Regions from separate parts of the Homo sapiens genome. Here region 2 is linked to region 1. A link is a contact called in ENCODE Hi-C or POLR2A ChIA-PET data. All regions are on one chromosome and are shown on one strand. The core of a region is the stretch at or near the end of the contact, and the rest is flanking DNA. Distances in the headings are between cores, read along the strand shown. Region 1 overlaps EDEM1 (ER degradation enhancing alpha-mannosidase like protein 1). Region 2 has its middle 11 kb from the start of MIR4790.

What was found. Hi-C counts contacts between places; a loop is a spot of excess contacts on that map. ChIA-PET counts read pairs that join two places held with the same protein, here RNA polymerase II (POLR2A).
Region 2: a loop to region 1 is called in a map of naive thymus-derived CD4-positive, alpha-beta T cell, with 2.2 times the contacts of the local background. The contact joins two enhancer-like sites. A Hi-C loop is called at or near these places in 1 of 168 maps with a recorded cell type or tissue (naive thymus-derived CD4-positive, alpha-beta T cell). POLR2A ChIA-PET finds 5 or more read pairs at or near these places in 5 of 52 experiments (MCF 10A, OCI-LY7, PC-3 and 2 more).

What each region holds. Positions count from the first base shown.
Region 1 is chr3:5,194,156-5,198,372 of GRCh38, forward strand. It overlaps EDEM1 (ER degradation enhancing alpha-mannosidase like protein 1), which reads left to right. Exons shown (of 12, transcript NM_014674.3): 2 at 1,054-1,126. Among named protein-coding and RNA genes, the nearest start is that of EDEM1, 8.6 kb to the left of the region's middle. RefSeq lists enhancers at 395-464, 865-934, 3,497-3,676. Within about 2 kb of position 2,641, at least 15 of the 41 ENCODE cell types and tissues checked have a DNase peak (open chromatin) inside an H3K27ac peak, as active enhancers do; they include OCI-LY7, where a contact is called at or near this core.
Region 2 is chr3:5,259,175-5,263,580 of GRCh38, forward strand. No RefSeq gene overlaps it. Among named protein-coding and RNA genes, the nearest start is that of MIR4790, 11 kb to the left of the region's middle. Within about 2 kb of position 2,222, at least 2 of the 41 ENCODE cell types and tissues checked have a DNase peak (open chromatin) inside an H3K27ac peak, as active enhancers do; they include OCI-LY7, where a contact is called at or near this core.

The sequences.
Region 1 (4,217 bases), core at 1,391-3,890:
TGCTTTGGGATATGATGGAAGACTGCAGATATCAATGCATCTTGCTGGAAATAAAACTGGAGCTTTTTTGCTTTGGTTGCTAATAAAATCTTTAAACAGTTGTCTTATGTCTTCTCTTACTATCATTTTTTCCAAGCTTCTGCACTTATTTTCTGGATTTTTGGGAATGGGACAAATAAATAAATGAAGTCCCCAGAATTTCTCAAACTGTCCTTTATTTTACTAGTTCTTCATCCCTATTCTCCCAGATGTATTAGTTTTTTTGTTGTTGACTTTTTTGTAAAGTGTTACAAAGACATACCACAGTGCCTGAGGAGCTTCACCCTTGTCATCCTGAAGTTGGTTTCTTAAGGTTGTTTCAGAATGGAAAATTGGTGTAGATTATGGGGTGAGAGGTGTGTGGCAGAAACGTTTATGTAGCTCCAGTCAAGAAGTGAGAAAGGCCTCAATTCCTGCCTAGGTTCATGTTAAATGATATCTCAGAATTAACGGAAATAATCAAGACCCTTTGGATGAGTTATTAATGAAGAAATGGTGTAAAGAAGTTAATTTATACCCCCAACCATAGGGCAGATGAGTAATATTGACACTGTCAATTAATGTATTTACTTCTTTTTGTGTGTAATATAGGCTGTGGTGTCTAATTTCTGTATTAAAGTATTACAGGTGGGTCGTATGACAAGGGCTCTTCTTTAGTTCCTAATGATTGTGAAATCAGAGCTTTTTAAAGTTGGACAGGACCAAGGAGATTGTCTATGGTGATAAACCTGAATCTCAGAGAGGAGATGACTCACTGCCTCCTGACTTCCTGTGAGCATTCTTTCCACTCTGGTACAAGTGTGTCTCCACAGTTCTGTGACTTGATTCTACTTATGGACACCATAGAAAGTGTTACTTTGGGGGTAGAAAGACCTTTGCTGTATTAATTCACCCATAATTAGTTCCTGAATAAATAAGAGTTGCTGGCAATTATAGTTTCTGATGGGTGTTTACTTTTATTGTCTTCTCTTTTGAAATAAAGTCTTTTTGTTGAATTTTAATTTTCTTTTTCAGTTCAAATCTGAACATCAATGATGTACTAGGGAACTACTCATTGACTCTTGTTGATGCATTGGATACACTTGCAGTAAGTGTTCACCTTTTTTTAAAAAAATGAATTAAGATGTTTTAGAGTTGATTATCCCTAGTTCCCTCCAGCAGTGGGAATTCCAGGGAGCCTGATAAGTCAAAATGTATCATTAGCTTTGATAACTGTTATTTATTTTAATGACCTTAATGGGGAGAACAAGAAAAGTGTTGAAGGTTAAATGAGGGGAAATGTGATTCCATTAAAAAAAGGAGAAGGAATGTACGATTGATTTTAGGGAACCTATTTTTTTTTAACCAGTTTCTATCTTATTCCCTAAAAGAACCCATAATGAAGCTCATTAATATTGATAATTATAGTCGTTGCTATTCCAGGAGTAAAAGAGAGAAGATCTAAGGGTTGGCAGGTACCCTGAAATGTCATCTAGCCACTGGCTCCCCCAGGAGCAAGTTGGAGCCCTAGCGCCCATCCTTATGTGGGGCTCCCTAGAAACCCTTCTCTTTTATTTGCCACTTCCTGTTTTGTGGACACTCCATGCCTGAGCTGCCAACGTGGGTGCTGGCATTACTGCCTCATCCTGTGGTTTTGCTCATTGACTCTGGAGAACTAGAGGCCTTTGAGCAGATATGCAGAAGCACCTTGAAGGCAGTGTGGCACTCAGTACATGGTGCCATGTCTGTGTGCTTCATCTGCTTCACCTTTTGCCATTAAAGCAGTTTCCAGGGGACTGTATTCCAGCATAGTGTTGTTTTAAAATCTTCTTAGTTAAGGTGATTTTTACAACCTCTTTGCTTTCCTTCATTGTCCAGCAAGTCTTTACCATGAGAAATATCTTATTGCAGTCTAGCCCAAATGTTGTACTTTTATTTATTCTTGTTTCTTTTAACATGCCATAGAAGAGTTTAAAGCTGTCTGTTAGGAGATAGAATTGGGGCCGGGCGCAGTGGCTCACGCCTGTAATCCCAGCACTTAGGGCGGTTGAGGTGGGAGGATCAGCTGAGGTCAGGAGTTTGAGACCAGCCTGACCAACATGGTGAAACCCCTTCTCTACTAAAAGTACAAAAATTAGCTGGGCATGGTGGCGGGCGCCTGTGGTCCCAGCTCTTCAAGAGGCTGAGGCAGGAGAAATGCTTGAACCCAGGAGTCAGAGGTTGCAGTCAGCTGAGATTGCGCCACTGCACTGTAGCCTGGGCAACAGAGTGAGACTCCATCTCTGGAGACACACACACACACACACACACAAGAATTGGGTAATGTGCTAGCCAAGTTTGCATTATGATTGTCTAGTATCTTGCTAGTAGTAGAATTACCAGAACTTGGAAAGAGCTTGAGAGATCATTCTACGTCCTCATTTTATAAATAAGTAGTAGAAATAGGACTAGGCCCTTGGTCTAATAGGAAATCTGGGGTACTGATTTAGTATAATTTAAATTACAAAGCAACTTAGTTTCCCAATATCTCCTTCTGAAGTTATTGCTGCTCTGTTTCAGTCATTTACCATCACTGATCAAAATGTGCCCAGACAAGTATGTTCGACCTTAGAGCTAATTTGTTGATGATACCAGAGGCTGACTCAGCCTACAAGTGTTGCTTAAAGGAAACGTCCTAAGACTCAATGTATAGCTCATGAAAGCCTACTCCTTGTCCCTGAGAGCTTTGTCATCGTCGTCGTCTTTTCTTTTCTTTTCTTTTCTTTTTTTTTTTTTTGAGAGAGTCTCGCTCTGCCGCCAGGCTGGAGTGCTGTGGCGTGATCTTGGCTCACTTCAACCTTCAGCTCCTGGGTTCGAGTGATTCGCCTGCCTCAGCCTCCCGAGTAGCTGGCTTTTTTTTTTTTTTTTTTCCCCATTTTGTTTTTTTATCCCTCCATCTTGCCTGCTATTCTGTTGTTCACCATACTCTCCCCCACACTTAATGGTGTCTGGTGCACAGTAGCAGTGCAAATGTTTGTTCAAAAAATGAATTCTGACTAATGAAGCATTTCCCAACACAGATTCCAAAGATACTTACTCCCTGAAAGAAGAGTTCTGTTTCTAAATGAACTTGAGAAATTCCGTATGTCTGGTCCCACTATTAGAGAGCCACAGTGCCCATCAGCATTTTAAAGACTCTGAGAAGTCCTACAGTCAAACAAACAAACCCATTTAGCTCCTCTGTCCCATTCAGCCATTTTCAAACATTAGTGTGATTTCAGAACATAGTCACTCAGGATTCTATAGCTATCTGACCATAATGATAAACTACAATAAGTAAGAGCTGTTGACTTCCTTCACCTTCCTCACTTGATTTGAGCTCCTGTCAGCACCTGCAGCTTCACCAGATATTGTTGCTGGTAAACATCTGTAAGGAAACAGACTCATCTCTGTGGTTTTCATTGTAGAATATCCGGCCTTTAGTGCTTCAGGCTTATTTTTCAGGTGTTACTTCTGTTGAAGTTTTCCTTTTCTTTTGCTAACATTTAAACAGGCTTTAACAGATGTGCTAGGGAAACACTGTGAAGATAGCAGTCCCCTGACCATTGGATGCAACTTGCAGCATTATTGCATCATCTTCTAAAAAGAAAGAACTGAAAGCTAGAAATGTCTGTACTTACTCTGTAGGTTACAGCAAAATAACGATGAGGTGGAAAAAATGTAGTTAGGCACAGCTTGGTTTTATACATTGTAGGGAGACATGAGACATCAATCAGTATGTGTAAGATGTACATTGGTTCAGTCCAGAAAAGTGAGACAACTTGAAGTGCTGGGGGTGGGGTGAGGGGGCACTTCCAAGTCACAGGCAGATAAAAGACAAATGGTTACATTTTTTTTGTCTTTTTTTTTTGAGACAGAGTCTTGCTGTGTTGCCCAGGCTGGAGTGCAGTGGTGAGATCTCGGCTCACTGCACCCTCCACCTTCCCAGGGGTTCAAGCAGTTCTTGTGCCTCAGCCTCCCGAGTAGCTGGGATTACAGGCATGCGCCACCACGCCTGGCTAATTTTTTGTATTTTTAGTAGAGACAAGGTTTTGCCATGTTGGCCAGGCTGGTTTTGAACTCTTGGCCTGAAGTGATCCGCTCGCTTTGGCCTCCCTAAGTATGGGCTTACAGACCTGAGCCACCGTGTCCAGCCGGTTGACTCTCTGATTAGCCTTTCA
Region 2 (4,406 bases), core at 972-3,471, 65 kb after region 1:
CCGCCTCAGCCTCCTGAGTAGCTGGGATTACAGGCACATGCCACCATGCCTGGCTAATTTTTGTATTTTTTGTAGAGACAGGGTTTTACCATGTTGGCCAGGCTGGTCTCAAATTCCTGACCTCAAGTGATCTGCCTGTCTTGGCTTCCCAAAGTGCTGTGATTACAGGCATAAGCCACTTCACCCAACCTGTCAAAACAAATTTAACTTCATTTAACTCTTGAGTTTAGTATGACTTTATTATATATTGGCAATCTTTCTTTCTTTCTTTCTTTCTTTCTTTCTTTCTTTCTTTCTTTCTTTCTTTCTTTCTTTCTTTCTTTCTTTTTTTTTTTTGAGATGGAGTCTCGCTCTGTTGCCCCGCTTAGAGTACAGAGGCACGATCTCGGCTCACTGCAACCTACCCCTCCTGGGTTCAAGCAATTCTCCTGCCTCAGCCTCCTGAGTAGCTGGGGTTACAGGCATGTAGCACCACGCCTGGCTAATTTTTGTATTTTTAGTAGAGACGGGATGTCACCATCTTGGCCAGGCTGGTCTTGAACTCCTGACCTCATGATCCACCTGCCTCGGCCTCCCATGCTGGGATTACGGGCGTGAGCCATCGCATCCGGCCGCAAACTTTCAAAATGTAGACATTTTAATAAGATTTTTGTATTATTAGTAGCTATTTATTGGGTACCAACAATGGCTTGTTTCATTGAACTTGCCGATACAAGTTCTGCCTGCAGATGAAATCGCCTTTGCAAAAATTATAGTAGTAAGGGAAATTTAACACACCTAACCCCATCTTGCTTCTACCAGGCTAGATTGCTTTTGCTCATTCTTGTGTGAAGGCCATAATAGTTCTTTCCTTGAACTGATCCCCTCCTTGTTCAGAAGTTAAAACCATATTTGTAAAGACCAACAGAAGGTAACAAGGTTAGAATTATGCTAGGGGCCTGAACTTTGCTGAAGAGTAGGCACGGTTAAACCATAACCATCCATTACTTGTTTAGCTGGCGTTTCTGTAAGTTGCTTATTGCCCAGAGTCACATAATTGGAGGTTACAAGATTTGTAACTTCCCCAACTGCTCCTAAAGATAACTTTATTATTGTGAAACCTAAATAACTGGTCTTTGAGATATTTTTCAGATTTAGCGTTTCAGCAGATCAAGAGATACCACCCCGTCCTGAAACTCTCTCCCAGGAACTGACTCAGATGCATGAAGACAGTTTAGGGACCCCTGTGATTTCATCCTTAGCCAATCAACTGTTTCAGTTCCCCAGGCCCCTGCCCACCAAAGTACTCTTCAAACCCCCTGAGAACCAGGCCCAATCTGTGATATCATTTTGGATAAATGTTTAGGATCATCGAAAGCAGACATTTGTTTTACTCAGTTTCTTCAATGGTGGTGTTACCACATGCTTAGGGGTGAGGCTGGGTAGTCCACTCTCTCCTCTTGTCCTTATCTCTCCTGTAACTAGCAACAAAAAAAGGATCTGATATCGGTATTGTGCATGAGGTATGACTGCGTGAAAAAGGACTCTTGATATGTATTGAACTCAGAGTCTCAAATGGCTAGAAAGATGTAGTTTTGTCATAGAAAGAGAAAGAAAGATAAAACGAAAAGAGAAGTAGAAGAGGAAGGAAAGAATCCAAGCAAAGAAGTAAAGAAATGGCCGGGTATGGTGGATCACACCTATAATCCCAGCACTTTGGGAGACTGAGTCGGGAAGATCCCTTGAGCTCAGGAGTTTGAGACCAACCTGGGCAATACAGTGAAACCCCATCTCTATAAAAGTAAAAAATTAGCTGTGGGGCATGCCTGTAGTTCCATCTACTTGGGAGGCTGAGGTGGGAGGATGCTTAAGGCTGGGAGGTAGAGGGTTCTGTGAGCCATGATTGCACCACTGTACTCCAGCCTGGAAGACAGAGCAAGAGCCTGTCTCAAAAAAAAAAAAAAAAAAAAGAAAAAGAAGTGAAGAAAAGAGGAGAAAGAGAAAGGAAGGAAGGAAGGAAGGAAGGAAAGAAGATTGGAAGGAGCAAAGAACAGGGAAAGTTAAGAAAAGTGGAAAGGAAAGAAAACACGACAAGAAAAGGAAGAGAGAGAAAAGAGGAATTGGAGGCTTTGAGTTTCTTCCTGTTTATAGACTTGAGTTAAAAAAAGAACTGTTGGATTCAAACGGCAGGCATCTCATTGTGCACTCCTACCTTTGTATAAAGAACAAAACACCATTTACTCCCAGGTCTCTTCTGACATTAATCAATAAGGCTGTTTCTCTTACCAAGGCACTATGAGGGGATGGGCACTACAAGGTGGTAAGGAGGGATGGTAGAATAAGCACTAACTAGTAGGAACAACTATTATTTGTGAGCTTTAATGAGGTAGCAGGCACAAAAGGCAGTTAATCTCTGCCTAATGATCTGATGTAGTCCATGAAGCCATGCTATGGGGCTGCATTGCTTTTATTGAACAAGGCTCTCAGTGTTATCTCACCTCTTGCTTAGCCAAAAGCCACTGATTTGATTCTGGAGCTGTGGAAAGACATGGTTACATAGTTATTTCATAGCACTCAATTTCTATACTATAAGGTGAGAATGGGAAAGAACAGCTATTTATTTTTAAAGAGAAATCCAGTTGGGTGAAGCCAATTTTATGCAGCTTGGGTACGAACAATAAATATGTAAGTGTGTTGTAGGCATTTTATATGGTTGTCTGATAACCACCTTAGATCACTTTTCTGGTGGATTTTTTTGTTTTGTTTTGTTTTTTAAAGACAGGGTCTTGTTCTGTCACCCAGGCTAGTGAGATCATGGCTCACCATAACCTCACACTCCCGGGCTCAAGTGATTCTCCCACCTCAGGCTCCCAAGTAGCTAGGAATATAGGCACGTACTGCCATATCAAGCTAATTTTTAAATTTTTTGTAGAGATGGTGTCTCATTATGTTGCCCAGGCTTGTTTTGTACTCCTGGCCTCAGCAATCCTCCTACCTTGGCCTCCCAAAATGTTGGGATTATAGGCATGAGTCACCCAGCATAGCCCATTGTGGCAATTTTTTTTTTTTTTTTTTTTTAGAGGCAGAGTCTTACTTTTTTGCCCATGCTGGAGTGCAGTGGTGTGATAGCTCACTGCAGCCTTGAACGCCTGGGCTCTGCCTTGAACACCTGGATCCTCCTACCTCAACCTCCTGGGTAGCAAGACTACAGATGCCCAACTAATTTTATTATTTTTTGTAGAGATGGGTTCTTACTATGTTGCCCAGGCTGGTCTTGAACTCCTGGCCTCAAGTGATTCTTTCACCTTTGACTTCCAAAGTGCTGGGATTATAAGTCTGAGCCACCATGCCCAGTCTATTGTAATTCTTTAATGCCATCAGTTATGTTGGGCATTAAAAGATACTTTAAAAAATTCTCCATCTATACAATAAAACATATTGGATAGAACTCTAGATGAACTTTCAAACAACTGCAACTTTGGAAGAATGAAGCCAGGATAGCGCACAGACTACCACTTCCCGTTGTGTAATGAAGCAGACATTGCTAATTGATTGCTGCACTTTTCCCATCATGTGCAGATATGACCTCAACATTCTTCTCCATCTAGCATACCAGGAAGACACTATTTGGAGACCCTAGACTGGAGTTATTACATAAGACAAAATCTTTTGCCATCCCTAACGTAAATCATAAGAAAACGTTGTCTTTCTCTTCTTTTCTTGCTGTTTTGTTTTCTTCTTCTTTTTTTTTTATTGTTTTTAACCTTATGGAAATTTTTAAGGATAAACAGCCTGGGCTTTGTATTTCCAGCTGAATCACTAAATGGCTCATTGCTTGTTATGTCACTTTGAAAAGTGGGCCACTTTAGAAGTTCCACTGGGGAATTCTGACAGGATTGCTGAGGCAAGACTTCATTTTATTTTTTGATCCTTTTACCCTATGCCAGACATCGATGGGAGCCAACACCTGGAACAAATGGAAAATTGTGTATTTCAGCAGGGAAGGAAAATGGGTTGCACCATGTGAGAATCTGATCTTTTGGGATGGAAAGTTTTCTCTGATGGCAAGTGAATGCCAAGTGACCCTGAAGGTTCATGTCTGTTTGTTTGACTTTTCTTGTCCTTGCCTCTTGAAGTTGCCAGCAAAGGCCAGCAAATGACCACACAGAACAAAATGGTGTGATAGAAGGGAAGGTTTAGGCTGTGGCTTTCAAACTTGAGGAGTGAATTGGTTTCATTAAAATGCATTATTCACAGAATGAAAAATGCAACCCTCATCTTTGGTTGACACATGATTATTAGATTCTTCAGGATTCCTTGAATTTGGTTTGCAACTGACATCACACAAATGGCATCAGAACTTTTTGAACCAAGGATTCAATTTCAAAATTCAATATTGTAGGAAAAGGAAAACAAATAGGCCTTGT